Linked DNA regions of Homo sapiens: region 2 is linked to region 1. Evidence: read pairs that join two places in POLR2A ChIA-PET (ENCODE). Cell type or tissue: A673. All regions are shown on one strand. Links, peaks and the distances in the headings refer to the core of each region. The heading gives the core; the rest is flanking DNA.

What was found. ChIA-PET counts read pairs that join two places held together with the same protein. Peaks named below come from ENCODE experiments on the same cell type or tissue, not always from the same donor. Only the 100,000 strongest peaks of a DNase experiment are listed, where the experiment ranks them.
Region 2: POLR2A ChIA-PET joins it to region 1 with 6 read pairs; 2 of 35 experiments call an interaction of 5 or more read pairs at or near these places.

Annotation. Positions count from the first base shown.
Region 1 is chr2:119,872,951-119,884,761 of GRCh38, forward strand. It overlaps PTPN4 (protein tyrosine phosphatase non-receptor type 4), which reads left to right. Exons shown (of 27, transcript NM_002830.4): 4 at 4,373-4,415; 5 at 4,514-4,592; 6 at 8,836-8,880; 7 at 9,147-9,199; 8 at 9,553-9,673. Among named protein-coding and RNA genes, the nearest start is that of PTPN4, 120 kb to the left of the region's middle. In A673, for the core only: no CTCF peak of the experiment used is centred there; no DNase peak of the experiment used is centred there.
Region 2 is chr2:119,523,373-119,527,372 of GRCh38, forward strand. SCTR (secretin receptor) reads right to left here and starts at 1,111. Exons shown (of 13, transcript NM_002980.3): 1 at 783-1,111. The coding sequence starts at 854. In A673, for the core only: no CTCF peak of the experiment used is centred there; DNase peaks (open chromatin) are centred at 2,419 and 2,759; H3K4me3 peaks cover 653 bases; H3K27ac peaks cover 2,663 bases.

The sequences.
Region 1 (11,811 bases), core at 4,119-8,118:
CTATTTACAATAGGAACCCTGAACAGTTTGGAGTTAAATTACTTTATTGATTGATTGAAACAAGGTCTTGCTCTGTCACCCAGACTGGAGTGCAGTGTGCAGTGGTGCGATCATGGCTTACAGCAGCCTCAGCCTCTCAGACTGAACCTCAACCTCCTAGCCTCCCGAGTAACCAGGACTATAGGCATGCACTACCACATCTGGCTAATTTTTTCTGGGTTTTTTTTTTTTGTTGTTGTTGTTGTTTTTTTTGTAGAGACGTGGTCTTGCCATGTATCTTTCCCCTAATTTGCAGAAAGATACAGATATGCAAATAGAAGAAGCTCACTGAACTCCAAGTACAATGAAAATGGTCGAAAGAGTTTTGAAAGCAGCAAGAGAAAGAGAAAAGTGACTTGTCACATAGAAGTGCACCTCAATGAAATAACCAGTGGATTTCTTAGTAGAAACCATGCAGATCTCAAATGTAGAAATTTTATTACTACGTTTTGGCAGATACAAAAATTAACTTTGTCATGTGAAGCAGTATATAGAGTAAACAAGAGATTCTTCCCAGGGAAAAGAATGGGAAATTGGCTTTGAAAAGATTAGAAACCATGAGTCATCAGGTAACCGATTAGCAATGTCTAATCGCTTTGAAAGGTTTGAAAAGATTAGAAACAGAGCTCCATCCCTAAGTAGACACTCCTTCATGAATGGGGTTGATGATGTAGTACCGTCTCTTGTTAGCTATCAGTGTTAACTAGATAGTTATAGTTTCTAATAAAATATTATGACATTTAAAATTCATATATATTGTATTGCAGACAGTTCAGCTTTTCTCAGATGTAGCACAGTAATCCAGCTAGTACAGCAGTTCTTGGCAAAGAAAATGCAGTCTGTAACTAAATATAGGTAGTGATATAACCCCAATGCTCATTTATATAAGAACAAAATTAAGGGTTTATCATATGTGATTTCAAGATGTATTAAAACAGTTACTTTAAGCAGTTCCACTCCCAGATATATATTGAAGAGACTTGAAAATGTATGTCCACACAAAAATTTATACACAGATGTTCATAGCAACATTATTCATAATAACTAAAATATGGGAACAATCCAAATGTCCATCAAGTGATGACTAGATAAACCAAATATGGTATAGCTATACAATGAAATATTCAGCAATAAAAAGGAATGGCATACCACAGCACACTCATTGGGATGGCTATAATTTTTTAAAGATAGTGTTGATGAGGAAGTGAAGAAATGGAAATCTTTATACATTGATATTGGAGATGTAAAAGGTACAGCCATTGTGGAAACAAGTTTGGCAGTTTCTCAAAAAGTTAAATATACAATTATCCTGTGACCCAACAATACTACTCCTAGGCATGTACCCAAGAGAATTGAAGACATGTGTTCACACAAAAATGTGTACACAAATGTTCATAGCAGTATTATTCATAATAGTCGAAAAGTAGACACAACCCAGTATCAGCCATAAAAAGGAATGAGTTATTGTTACATGCCACAATGTAGATGAACCAAGAAAACCTTGTCTGTGAAAGCAGACAAACACAAAAGGCAACCTGTTGTATGATTCCATTCTTACGAAATGTTCAAAACAGGTAAATTTGTAGAGACAGAATGTAGGTTAGTGATTGTTAGGGGCAACAGGGAAGGGTACATTGAGACTGACTGCGAATAGGTACAAGATTACCTTTGAGGGTGATGGAAATATTCTGGAATTAGATAGTGATGATGGTTGCACACCGTAGGGAATATACTAAAGTATAATGACACATACATGTTAAAATGGTAAATTTTGTGGTGCGTGAAATATGTCTCACTAAAAATAATAAAAATAATGCTGAGTCTTGGCATATGCATTTTATAATTTGATAAATTTTGCCAAGTTATCCTCCATTGAGATGGTACAATTTATACTTTCAGAAGCTATGTATGAGAGTGCCTGTTCTTCTCACGTGTGTGTCATCAAACGTTTTAGTCTTTGCCCAATATTACTGTTGAAAAATAATAACCCAATGTAGATTACTTTTGTATTTCTCTAATTATGATCAAGATTGACTATCTTGTCATATACTTAAATGCCATTTGTAGTTCCTTGATTGTGAACTTGCATTCTTATTCATTGCCTGTTTTTCTATTAGTGTCAGTTTTTTCTTATTGATGTGTAGAACTTGTTTATATATTATGTTTTTTCCTAGTTTGTTTTGCAACTTGATGGATTTTTACAATGAATGCTATTTTTACCATTCAGTAGTGCTTGTTATAGCACTGTTCCATCTTCCTGGTTTAAACCAAGAACCTTAACCCTATCTCACTGATATCATTGATGAGAGCAATTAAATTTCTCAGTGCTTATCTTTGTACTTCTAAGCTATGTCAGCTTGACACATCTGTGTATGTAAATGTGTTTGTATTTCTTTTACCAGAATATTTTGAAGGAGAACTGAATGAGGAAGACAAGCTTTCAATAGATTAATTGATCTGAAATTTTGATTGTAGACAGTCATTAAAGTGGATATAATTTATGACTTTTCCTAGAAGATATGAAGAACAAAAATCACTAGATTAATAGATAGATGGATGGGAAGGTGGATAAATGGTAGATGATTGAGGAAAGAAGTTTATTAAACAGGGCTGAAAACCCTACCCCCAGCTATTGAGTCATTCAGCAGGTTTAGTCCTTCAGTAAATTATTTATTTATTTATTTACTTATTTACTTTGCTTACTTTCTTATTTTGAGACAGGGGATTACAGGTGTGTGCCACTGCTTTTGACAGTATTTTTAACTCATATTATGTCAAGCCCTGTGCTAGGTGCTGACTCTACAGTATTGACTGAAACAGCTTTTATCCCTGGTTTCATTATAATCTAATGAAGGAGTCAGACAAAAAAAGACAAAAGGTGAAACAAACTTAATTGAGGTAATGTAATGAAGGGATATAATGTTCCTTACTTGTTAAATGGGAGCTGTACGACATACTTTTGGTAGGGTGGTCAGTTGAAGGCCTTTCTGAGGTGGCAGGCTTTAAGCTGAGACTTACGGATAATGAAGAGTACTGTAGGAAATCTAGAGGGCATTCTGTGAAAGGGAAGCTTGAAATTGAGGGCCTTATGATGGCATCTTTCAGAAACAGAAAGGAGGCCATTATGGCTGGAATTTAGTAAGCTGAGGTGGAAGAGGTAAGAAGAGACCATACAAGCTGTAGTGTAAGGACTTTGGATCTAGTACTGAGAAATTATCAAGAAGTGTTAATCAAATGAGTGACATACTCAAAGTTATGTTTTAGGACTATTCTTGCTTCTTTATGGAGCATGAAGAGGGACATGGTGATGAGAAAATCAACTGGGAGAGCAATTAAGAGGCGATAGAGCTTAGACTAGAGAGATAAGGATGATAAATTGATAAATTCTAGATACAGTTTGCAGATAGACTCAGTTGGATTTGATGTGTTGGATGTTATGGACAGTGGAGAGGAAATCATTGTTAATTACTCCCAGCCATTTATTTATTATTAAAAATCTATGTGTTCTGCCTGGATTTAATTATGGGTGGTAGAAGTTAGGTTTATAAATAATGATACATAAACTTACTTGGAAAATACTACCACATCTAGTACCTCATTTTGGGTTCTTTGATTTTTTTTTAATTGAAACATGTTAGCAGTTGAAGTTTTTCTGAATTCAGTCCTAATTGTCCAGAAATAGAGCTAAACTGGCCTTCAGAAGTATTGAAACTGCTTAAAATTTCTCACACATAAAAATCAATCATTCTCAAAACTAAACATTATATCTTTAAAAATTGGTGGGTTTTTTTCAAATGGGAGGTATTTTATTTTTAAAGGAATGAGGCAAATGTTATAAAATTTCTCCTCAGTGGATTTTCAAGTTCTGTAGTAGAATTTTGCCTGAATGAGTATAAAGCCCAAGAGCATGTGTGTGTGTGTGTGTGTGTGTGTGTGTGTGTGTGTGTGTGTGCGTGAAGGGTGAAGAGAATTTTGAAAACTTGCCAGACTTTTAAGAAATATAGTTAGATTAATGTGAATCACTTCACATTCACTTCAGGTTGCTGCAATTATTAACTATCTTTACTTATGAAATAGAGGTTGTTGCACATTGTACTGTTTGATGGAAAAGTCAAATCAAAATCTTAATATTAACACATTCACTAATTTCTAGCATAATTTTATTACATTTGATATGAAAAATATTGTCTGTAATGCAATGATTTTTTTCCTACCTGGGCCTTTTCTGAAATGCAGCTTTTAGCATTAATCTCCAAATGGAACAGATTTGCAAGAATCAATATAGTAGTTCCTCAAGGAAAAAAGAAATCAGTTTTATTTATTTATTTTTCAGAGGTGGCTGGATCCAAACAAACCAATAAGGAAGCAGCTAAAGAGTGAGCATACATATTTACTTAATGTTTTGCAAGTTTACTTTATAAAGATAAAGGATTAATATAGTCTGATTAATTAGAACTACTTTTATTAATTCTAGGAGGATCTCCTTACAGTTTGAACTTTAGAGTCAAATTTTTTGTAAGTGACCCCAACAAGTTACAAGAAGAATATACAAGGTGGGTTTATGGATATATTTTTCTTGAAAATATTGTCAAAACTCTAATATGAAATTTTGAAATTAATTAGGCAAAAAGAAATTACTGTGGTGTAATTCTGAGCTTTCCAGTCAGTACACAGAATAAGTTATGGCTATTCCAAGATAACGTTTTCCTCCTTTTTTGGATGGCTGGGAGAGTGTAAGGGGATTTAGAACCTCAGGGCTGCCCAGTCCAGCCCCAGCTTCCTGAACCATGTAAATATTAAAAATTTCTACTTGTGAACACTGCTTAAGTGTGGCTATAATTAATTGAGGTCATCAAATGTGCTGAAATTGTATCCAAAGGATGCTGTGTGGTGAGAAATTTGGGTTTTTTTTTTCCCATGTGAAAGCATATTCTAGTATCTTTTTTTATTGGGGAGAACATAGAATTTATAAAATATATAACCATTATTTGCGGGTCAGTAGGTACCTTTTGTCCCCTATGTGTTTTTAATCTTTGGTTCCAAAAAAATATAATGGAGTTTATAAAGGATGTTGCAGAGAGTGCACTAGCATGTTGAGGCCTTTACATGCCCACTTGACTCTCCATTTTAAGTCTCAGCTTATGTTACTATCTAATTTTATGGTCATTTCGACTTGACAGAGTATATACACATGAATGATCCAGATGAACATTTTGATAATGTTCTTGATTATAGGGTGAAATATTGAAGGTAGAAATGGAGAAATACCAACAGTGTAGTAACTGTCAGTATTAACCTGAATGACAACCTTGTGTGTTGCCTGAAAGACAGAATTAGTAATGAGTTATTTTACAAAGACAGTTAAAAATTAGCATGTTATACTCTCTGTAAAATTCTCAGATATAAGAATATAGGCCAGTGACTACATTCAGAATTACTCTAAAAGATAGGTGTCAAAATTAAAAAATCCATACCTAAAATTACCTATAGATGGGATGTTAAATTTTAATGTATTGGTTATCATTTAGGATACTGTCTTGGAGTAGAGAAACAAAAGGATAAATTATTTAATTAGCTGCAGCTGCCAGTTCTAAGGTGTTTGCAGAGTTTTCAGTAGTAAACCAAGTGAGAAAAATTAGATTGAAATTCTAGAGATTTCTTTTCAGTCAGTGTGTTTTGGGGTGGGTGCGCAGGTGTTCCTTTTTTTTTTTTTTTTTTTAACAAATGGGAGAACTCAGTAATGTAGTCTCTGGATTATGTAATCCTAATGCTTGCAACTATTAGTAGAATCCAAGCTAATTCCTCTTGAAAAACTAAGTTGTGGCCGGGTGCAGTGGCTCACGCCTGTAATCCCAGCACTTTGGGAGGCCAAGGTGGGCGGATCACGAGGTCAGGAGATCAAGAACATCCTGGCTAACACGGTGAAACCCCATCTCTACTAAAAATACAAAAAATTAGCCGGGTGTGGTGGCAGGCGCCTGTAGTCCCAGCTACTGGGGAGGCTGAGGCAGGAGAATGGCATGAACCCGGGAGGCAGAGCTGGCAGTGAGCCGAGATCACGCCACTGCACTCCAGCCTGGGCGACAGAGTGAGACTCCGTCTGAAAAAAAAAAAAAACAAAAATGAAAAACAAAGTCGTGTTATATGTATACACCTTAGCTTAATATTGTAGCCCTTAAAATATTGTCAGTTAAAACTATGTTTATAATGTACTTCACTTGAAAAACTGTCTTTGAATTTCTGAATGGAGGTAGAATGTGTTGATTCTTTTATAGCCTGCATTGAAAACATAATAAGGAAATAAATATGTTTCACTAATAAGTTGAAATAACTGCCTGAAGCAGAAGAAAGTAAAATCAAGTTTGATGGTAGTCAAGGAATTAATTTGCTCTCAGACCCTTTTATAATGGAATGTTATGGAATCTTATAACTGGTATTGTTTGGTAAAATGGGGTAAATGTCTAGTTTTTTGTAAATTTTACTACCATAGTGTATATCAGTGATTTTTCTACTCTGATTAGAAATTAGAATCATTTGGGGGAGCTTTAAAACCATAATGATGTCTTGGCCACATCCCTAGATAATTCTGATTGAACAGGTCTTAGATGGGACCTGAGCATAGGCATGCACAAGTTCCCCCAAATGATTCTAATATATAGCCAAGGCTACATATTAGCCAAAGCTTTAATGCTTGAGTAGCCTTAATGTGATGGTTATGATTAGTAACAGTGCACCTTCTGCCACAGCTGCTAAGTTTTCAGAACTAGTTTAGACCCCAGGAAACAGGAAATCTGCTGCACCTCCTTACCTTGAGATTTCAAGAATGTAAATAGTATATTCCCAATATGCAGATGAATCTGCTCAGTAATTCTTTCTCAGTTTTTAGCTATATGAAAGTTGACTCTGTTTGGTAGTGAGCCAAGAGGAGAAAATAAACTCTATGTAATACTAAATTAATTTTTAAAATATCCCTTTAACTAATGAATTAGTTTAGTTTAATTAGTGAAAAATATTCCTTTAATTTTGAAATTATGGGGGGGTGGGGGGCGGGAAAGAATGGAGTCAAACAGGTTCACCAGGTTAAACACCGTTTACTTTTAGCAGGTGCTAGCATCATTAGAACTGAATTTTTCCAATTCCTGAGATACATATACTAGGCAAGTTGATACTACTTTCTTCTTACAAATGTAGAAACTAAGGCTCAGCCACATTTTAACTAATTTGCCCAAGATCACAGGCTAGTTTTGCCTAGGACTTGAATTCTGGTTTCTACTTTTAACAGTTAAGTTCTTGCCTCTTGGTTAAATGAGTATGTAAGTAAAATTTGGCAAGTATAGGCATTATTTATGTCAGATTTACAATATTATGGCAAGGATATGCATGACCTTTAAATCCTGACTATAAGATTGTTTCTTACCAGGAACCTTTAACTTTGAATTTTTTTTTTTTTCTTTTTTTGAGATAGAGTCTCACTCTGTCGCCTAGGCTGGAGTGCAGTGGCGCGATCTCGGCTCATTGCAAGCTCTGCCTCCCAGGTTCACGCCATTCTCCTGCCTTGGCCTCCCGAGTAGCTGGGACTACAGGTGCCTGCCATCACGCCTGGCTAATTTTTTTTTTTTTGTATTTTTAGTAGAGATGGGGTTTCACCGTGTTAGCCAGGAAGGATGGTCTCGATCTCCTGACCTTGTGATCTGCCCGCCTCGGCCTCCCAGATAACTTTGAATTATTAAACCAAAACAGGCCTGATAGAAATATACTGTCTTGGATTGAGTAAATAGATTATATTTATAATATTATGCACTAAGCCTCACAAGAAGTTATATATGAAGCCAGGATGTTTGTATTCTTTTTTTTTGTAATGAATATCTGATTCTCTGAAAACCTCTTTGGTAATTTGAATATTGTCATGGAGCTCTTCAGTGACTTAATCAGCCAAACTAGAATTTCTAATGACTTTTGACTCTTGGAATATGTACTTTTTTTAGTTTAGTGAAATAAAAAATCTTAAGATTTCCTGGTTAAACATTTAAAACCAAAAAGTTTGGTCTTCTGCCACCCCTATACAACACAGGTGACTTTGCCCAAGTATTGACAAATCTTTGAGTGGGTTACCCACTAGCAGAGACCAAAGGACAATGCTATCTTGTAAGCAATGACAGCAGGCTTGTTAAAGAAAACCTAAGTTTTTGTTGGTTTCACAGGAAATTGAATACTTGACAATTCTAACAATAGTAGACAAAAGTATTCTTCCCCTGCCCCGCCAATCAAAGAGAGACTTCCTTAATTCACATGGAAGTGTATAGGTGCTTTTCTGTAACAGGCAGCTTCCTGCCATCTGATGATAAAATGATCAAAACGCTGGCCTGTCCTTGTAGCTGGCTTTCTATCTCAGACCAGCGAAAATCATCGCTGGTCTCTAGTGCATTGCTTACAATGCTCTTCCATGTTTGTGATACTCAGGTTTTCTATGCTTCCCACTTCTTTCTGCATATACCAACCCTCAAGAGTATTTCTCCCTCTGTCATGTAACTATTTGAAATCTTGAGGGCTTCTATAATGGAAGCTAGTGGAAACAAGACATTCGAAATACAAATTTCATACATCAAAGAGTTTTAAAGATTTAGATTCATGAGCTTATGAAATCTTATTTTTAAACTACTTTACATGTTTTAATATGTAAATTATAAAAGCAAATATTTAAATATGTTTATTTGTTAATGTAAGTATACAGTTTCTTAGAATTGAAATTGTTACAATTCTATTAAATGCTATCCTTTTTGTTTGTTTGTTTTTAAGGTACCAGTATTTTTTGCAAATTAAACAAGACATTCTTACTGGAAGGTGGGCTCTTTAAATTTCTTAAAAAATTTTTTGTAATGGACTTTAAAAATACTTTTTAAATCTGTGTTAAGTAATTCATGGTCATTGCAAACAAATTATTTAAGAAGGTTACATGTAGTGTGAATTCCTTTCATCAGATAAGTTTATTTCTTAACAGTTAAAATCAAATCACATGAAACTTCAAGTGTGATTGTTTAACAAATTATAGCACTTTTGAAATTGCTATGTTTAACCTTCGGTTGTGTATTTTTGTTTTGTTTTATTAGATTACCCTGTCCTTCTAATACTGCTGCCCTTTTAGCTTCATTTGCTGTTCAGTGTAAGTATCAGCCCATTTTTAGGTCAAATAGCATATAACTGTGGTTTGTGTTGCTAGTACATTGGCTTCAATGTGGGAGTTCTTTAGAAATGTTGCTATATAGAAAATAGTGACTGCAGTGGAAATGTAATGAAATCTCCAGTTAGTTAGCAATTACTATGATTTTTGAAAAAATTTCCTCTGAAATTGAGACCAAGAAGAATGTTAAATGGATTGCTGTGGCTTGCTTAAGTGGTTATATTAGAAACATAAGTATTTTACATCCAGAAATAGAATTAATGGCATCGCTGATTTGACTATAATAATTTAAAAATTTGTTTATTAAAATGTGAATGTTTTCCTTTCATTATTAGCTGAACTTGGAGACTACGATCAGTCAGAGAACTTGTCAGGCTACCTCTCAGATTATTCTTTCATTCCTAATCAACCTCAAGATTTTGAAAAAGAAATTGCAAAATTACATCAGCAACACATGTAAGAGTTTTTTAGTTTTTTATTTGATAAACTTCTTAATGGCATTCTTTCTAGAGAAATGTTTGAAATTCTAATATGATGGCTGTATTTAATATAGAACAATTACTGTTACCTAAAATAATATTATCATAAAGAAATATAGGTGATCTATGCTAAAAAACGATTTCATAGAATATATGAAGCTCATTTTCATTTCTATTCAGAGCCATTAAGCTATCTGTAAACAGATATTTATTTGCTATTGTGTAATAGTCTAAATAATTTTAGAATATAAACAGTATAGTCACAATATAGAGATCAGTCTGCTTAGTAATTCTTTCTCAGTTTTTAGGTATAAAGGACTTGATTCTCCTTGGTAGTGAGCCAAGAGGAGAACAGGAACTCTATATAATACTGAATTAATTTTTAAAAAATATTTCTTTAAGAACAGTACAGGTTGAACATCCTTAACCCAAGAGTTTGAAATTCAGAGAGCTCTAAAATTTAAAACTTTTTGAGCACTGACATTACACCACAGTGGGAAATTCTGCACCTGATCCCATGTAATGGGTTTCAGTCAACATTCGGTGAAAACTTTGTTTCATACACAGAATTATTTTAAATATTATATAATATTACCTTCAGGCTATGTGTATAAAGTGTATATGAAACATAAATTTCATGTTTAGACTTGGTTTCTATACCAAGATATTGCATTAAGTATATGCAAATATTTCAAAACTTGAAAAAATCTGAAATCTGAAACACTTACGATCCCAAGCATTTCAGATAAGAGATACTTAACCTTATCAATATTCATTCATTAACAATATTCATTCAACTTTGATTTTTTTGTGTGAGTATAATTTTATATATTATTTTTTCAAAAGAGATTTGTTGCCTTGAATAGAAAGTAATATTGTTTATTGGTTCAGAATTCAGTTGTGCTTCAATATACAATTCAGAATACTCAGGGAAAAACTAAGGCAGTGTTGCGTATTGGCTAAGAGTCTGAACTAAAGAGCCAGACTGCCTGGTTTGAAATTCTGTAAGATTACTTACTATCTTATAACCTTGGCCAAACTGTTTTATGCCTCTTCTTCTCTGTTTCCTTACGTAAACTGGGGATAATAAAAGTATCTATCTCTGGAGTTACTGTAGGTCTTAAATGAGTTTATATACATAAGGTTCTCAAAACCATACATAGCACATTGTAGGCACTGAAGAAATGTTAGCTGTTGTTATTATTAAGAAAACTTACTTTCTTTTACTAATAACTCATGTATCTAAAACAGGATAACAAACCATGGCCATTGAAACGGAGTCTCGCTCTGTTGCCCAGGCTGGAGTGCAGTGGCGCGATCTCAGCTCACTGCAAGCTCCGCCTCCCGGGTTCATGCCATTCTCCTGCCTCAGCCTCCCGGTAGCCAGGACTACAGGTGCCCGCCACCATGCCTGGCTAATTTTTTGTATTTTTAATAGAGATGGGGTTTCACCGTGTTAGCCAGGATGGTCTTGATCTCCTGACCTCGTGATCCGCCTGCCTTGGCCTCCCAAAGTGCTGGGATTACAGGCGTGAGCCACCACGCCCAGCCCCTATTGCCTATTTTTATATGGCCCACAGGCTAAGATTGTTATGTAGATTTTAAGTGGTTGCAGAAAATCAAAAGAAGAATAGCATTTTGTGGCATGTGAAATTTTGTGAAATTCAGTGTTCATGAATAAAACACTTACTGGAACACAGATACCCTCATTCATTTATATGTTGTCTATGGCTGTTTTCGCACAATGGCCAAGCTAAATAGTTGCCACAGAGACTGTATGTCCTAAAAGCCTACAATATTTACTGTCCAGCCCTTTGCAATAAAAGGTTTGCTGATTCCTGATCTAAAATAGACTAATGACTGAGTTTTTAATGGACTACCTAATGTGGTGAGGGGGCTATTTTAATCTAAGTAAATTCCATTCATAGTGAAAGTTATACATACAGCATATCAGAATCAAGAGTTTGAAGATAAGCCAGATTTTTTTAAATTTACCGATAATGAAAAGACTCTTAAGGAAAAGCTTATTGATTATATATATCTATTTGGTTTAAGTAAATGATTCATCAGATCTTTAAATGAAGAAAAACAGAAGTATCCACTTTAACTGGAGGG
Region 2 (4,000 bases), core at 1-4,000, 350 kb before region 1:
CAAACCACCCATCCTGCCGCTATTATTATTATTATTATTATTATTATTATTATTATTATTATTATTATTTTCCTCCTCCAGCCCCTTGCCAGGACCTGGCTTTGGGGAACAGCAGCGCCCTGGAGCCACCAGGCACGCAGACATTAGGGAGCCGCATCCCACACGAGACGGTGTGGGGAGAGCGGCAGGCGGTCCCATCGCAGACCCAGAAGCTCCTGCCAGAGCTCCCTCAGGTTTTCCCATCCGCAGCCCGTGAGTGTGAAAATGTCAAGGTTTGGGGGCAGACTGATACTGATGTGGGTTCCAATCCTCTTTTTCTGACTTGCAGCAAGAATTTTTATTCCCCCTCTCCTCTCCTTTCCTTTCCTTTCTTTGTCTGTAAAGTGACGGTGATAATAGCAGCCTCGAAAGGTGATTACCAGGTTTCAAGGAAAGATTGGAGGCAAAGCGCCCAGGACACAGTAGGCACTGCCACGGGCGGCTCCAGAATTTCCGTGTAGGAGAGTTTCAGAAGCCAGACCAGAGGAAGGGGTCGGTGGTGGGCACAGGGATTCATCTTAGAGCCGCCTTCGTCTGGCGCGCACGATGTTTTTCTTTGGGAAAGGGTCCCTCCGGAGAAGAGCTGGGAGAGATTAATGTTGGGAGGATTGGGAGGGAAGAGTCCCTATTCCTCATGGGAAGATCTGCTAGTCCCTCTCCACCTGCATCCTGCCCGAGGCCGGAGAAAGGGCGAGACTGTCGCTCCCTCGGGTCCCCAGCCTGCAGAAGGGCGCAGTACTCACCGAGTGCGCGGCGCAGGCGAGCAGCACCGGCAGTAGTAGCTGCTGCAGCGGCGGCGACAGGTGGGGACGCATGGTGCCCGCACGTTCCCCGAGGGCGCCCCGACGTCCGCCTGCCCGTGCCCTCTGCCCGCTCGGGAGCTCAGCGCCCCGCGCAGGGTCCCGGGCTCCGGCCGGCCGCTGCGCCCCGAGGAGCCATGGCTGAGCCACCCGACCTGCGGCGGGCCCCGGGACTGCTCCTCCTCGGACCAGGTGGCCGCGCGCGCTAAGCCGCCCGCCCCATTGATCAGGACGCGGCTTTGCCGGCGCGCCTCCTCCACCCGGCAGGGACTGGCGCGGGGTCGGCGCGGAGGCTGGCAGGGGAGGAGGCAGAGGGAGGGCGCGGGGACCCGGAGTCGGCTCCCGCAGGCTGGGCCCAAGCTGGAGGAGGCCAGGAGAGGGCACGCTGGCTTAGCCTTCTACGCGGCAATCCCGCCCAACCCCGGGTCCGGAAAGAGCACTGTCTCTGGAGTCCACGGACAGAAAGCGCAAGCTCGCTGGGGGCCGGTGGGCAACTTAGGTCACCTTTGTAAGCCTCGGCTTTCTCATCCCTAACAACACGTCTGATAATACCCACTCTCGGACTGAAAGTTGTCACACAGTCGAGGCCCATTGCATCTATTCCCCCCGATAGCTACCTTGCACTTTATTTCCGATTTTTTCATTATTGAAGTCATTAGCGCTAATTCCATGAAGTTTCACTCCCATGAACTCCTCCTTTGATGATGACCAAGGAGGATCTGTGGTACACTCAGGCATCTGGGGACCGTCCTGAGGATGAACCCCCTGGGAGGCTATTTAAGCCTCAGGCAGGTAGTCCCAGTAGCCCTCTCCATCGGTGCTGTGTATCCTGGAGGTTTGCTTTTGGCCTCTTAGTACAAGGCGTCTCTTAGTACAAGACGTCCTCTTAGTACAAGGCGTCTCTTTTGGCCTCTTAGTACAGGGCGATGGCCCTTTTTTACTGTTACATAAAAAAGAGAGTCTCACCATGTTGCCCAGGCTGGTCTTGAACTCTTGGGCTCAAGAGATCCTCTCACCTCGGCCTCCCAAAGTGCTGGGATTACAGGCATGAGCCACTGGGCCCAGCACTAGATGGGTCTTGCAAACTCAATTTTCCTTAGTCTGCACTGGTGCCCACTCCCTTCCTTCTTCTCTCTCCTCCTTTCTTGATCTTTCTCCCAGGCACTTTAAGTACATCAGCTCATTTAATTCTCCCTCACACCCCTAGGTGATACGATGTCCATTTGACAGAGGAGGGCATTGGAGGTGGAGGAGGATTCATTACATGTCTGGGTACTGCAACTCAGAGGCTCAGACAGGAAAGCCTGAATCTACCCTTACATGGCTGACCCGACTCTCTGTAACTGGCCCTTACGCAGAAGGCCATGCAGCTGTTAAGGTAACAATGTGTTGTCCTTAGCAGCCTTCCCTACCGGAAGAGACTATTAGTAAATTGAGGCTGGTAAATCCCAGCAGAAATAAAAGGGAGGAAAATCCATTCAGCTCCTAGGTCCAAAACCAATGCTCAGTACACATCAAACCTAAAGTATACATAATCACCAACCCCCTGCTAGAAACTCTTTCTACATAAATACTCACCCAAGGGCCTAATGAAATGTGCAAGGATGTTTGCGGAAGCACTATGACAGTGGCAGGAAACGAGATGATATATGGGGAAAGGGAATCACCCTTATTTCTTTCTTTCTCATGGGCAGCAGTCATTACTATAATGCTCCTGACTTGTTTCTACCCCTTCCCTCTCTCTGTCTGTCTATCCCCCACCTCTCTCTCATGTGCACCCACACGCAAGCATGCATGCAGGCACGTATACACAGGTGAGGCCAGCTTACATGATTGATGCATTTGGAATAAGGAACTGGCATGAGTTCGGTCCCCTCCTCTCTCCTTCCTTTGACAGTGTGCCCCCCTACAGAGAGCCTGTAACTGGATTTCCCTGGGCCAGGCTGTGATTAGTGGTCGAGGCTCTACTGGAACTGGTCCAGTATGAACTGTTGTCTCTCTAATTCTGGGGTTTAGTTAGGAAACCCACTTGCCTACAAGTATAAACCACATTCTGCAATACTGACTTTATAAAGTGATATTTGGCCGCATCTGTCTTGATCTTATTTCTCAATTGGTTCAAGTTTCAGGCTAGAAAGAAAAATGTTATTTCCTAGGCTGCTTGAACCGCAGCACCCTAAATATCCATCGCAAAGTGCCTGAGGTAAGGACTTGCAATTTTTACTATACAGATTTCTGTGTTGTTTGAATGTTTTCTGTAACAACGCTGCGTATGGCTGTTTGGCGTTGAAATAAATAAAAAGAAAACAACACAAAAATGCAATCCGTGCTTTATACCAGAGCTTCGTGATATCTGATGAAAAAACAAAACAACATTAGTTCTGGGCAATTCAATACATTTCTGGCCTGTAGCAAGCCATTCTTGCTTAAATGGGAAGCTCTGCCTCTCAGAGAGTTGAGAAAAGGGATTGAAGTGCTCCCTGAAAGGTCCTTAAAACCTGCCTAAGACAATTTCACAATAGGGGTAGAAGGGAAGAGGTAGGAAAACTAACCATATATTTACCACCTGTCGTGTGCTGGGGAGTCTGTTAGGAAGCTCGGGTGTGTTATCATATCCAGTCCTCCAAGACCATAAAAGAGATGGGAACTTGAGGCTTAGGAAAGATAAGTGCTTGCCTCCATCAGCACAGCTAATAAGGGGAGGAGCCAGGATTTGAATTCAGGACTGAGCCCAAGCCTGTGTCGTGAAGGAAACAAAATATTTCACTCTATTATTTGACATATTTTGAGATGGCTGTTCAGAGGGCCTCCAAACAGAAGTAGCCCTGCAAGGCTGTCTTTTACTGGGGAGATTGCATCTGGAGAGAGAACTCTGCACTGATGCAGCCAGGCTTTCTCTGTGGAACCTCCCATATCCAGATCTAAGAAAGGTTAACTGAGAGTTCAACACCTTAACTGTCTGAAAGACACACACACACACACAATCTGTCCTCTCTTAGGCCTGCTACCTGTGAGGTTTCATCTGCATAACAAGCCCAACTTTACCAGCCAGGCCTCCTCTTCTCCACCACCCCCCAACCTATTTTGCCACACACCATAAGCCCCCATTCTTCCTGTAACTTCAAGATGGAATATGAAAGCGTCCACCCTCTGGCCATTTC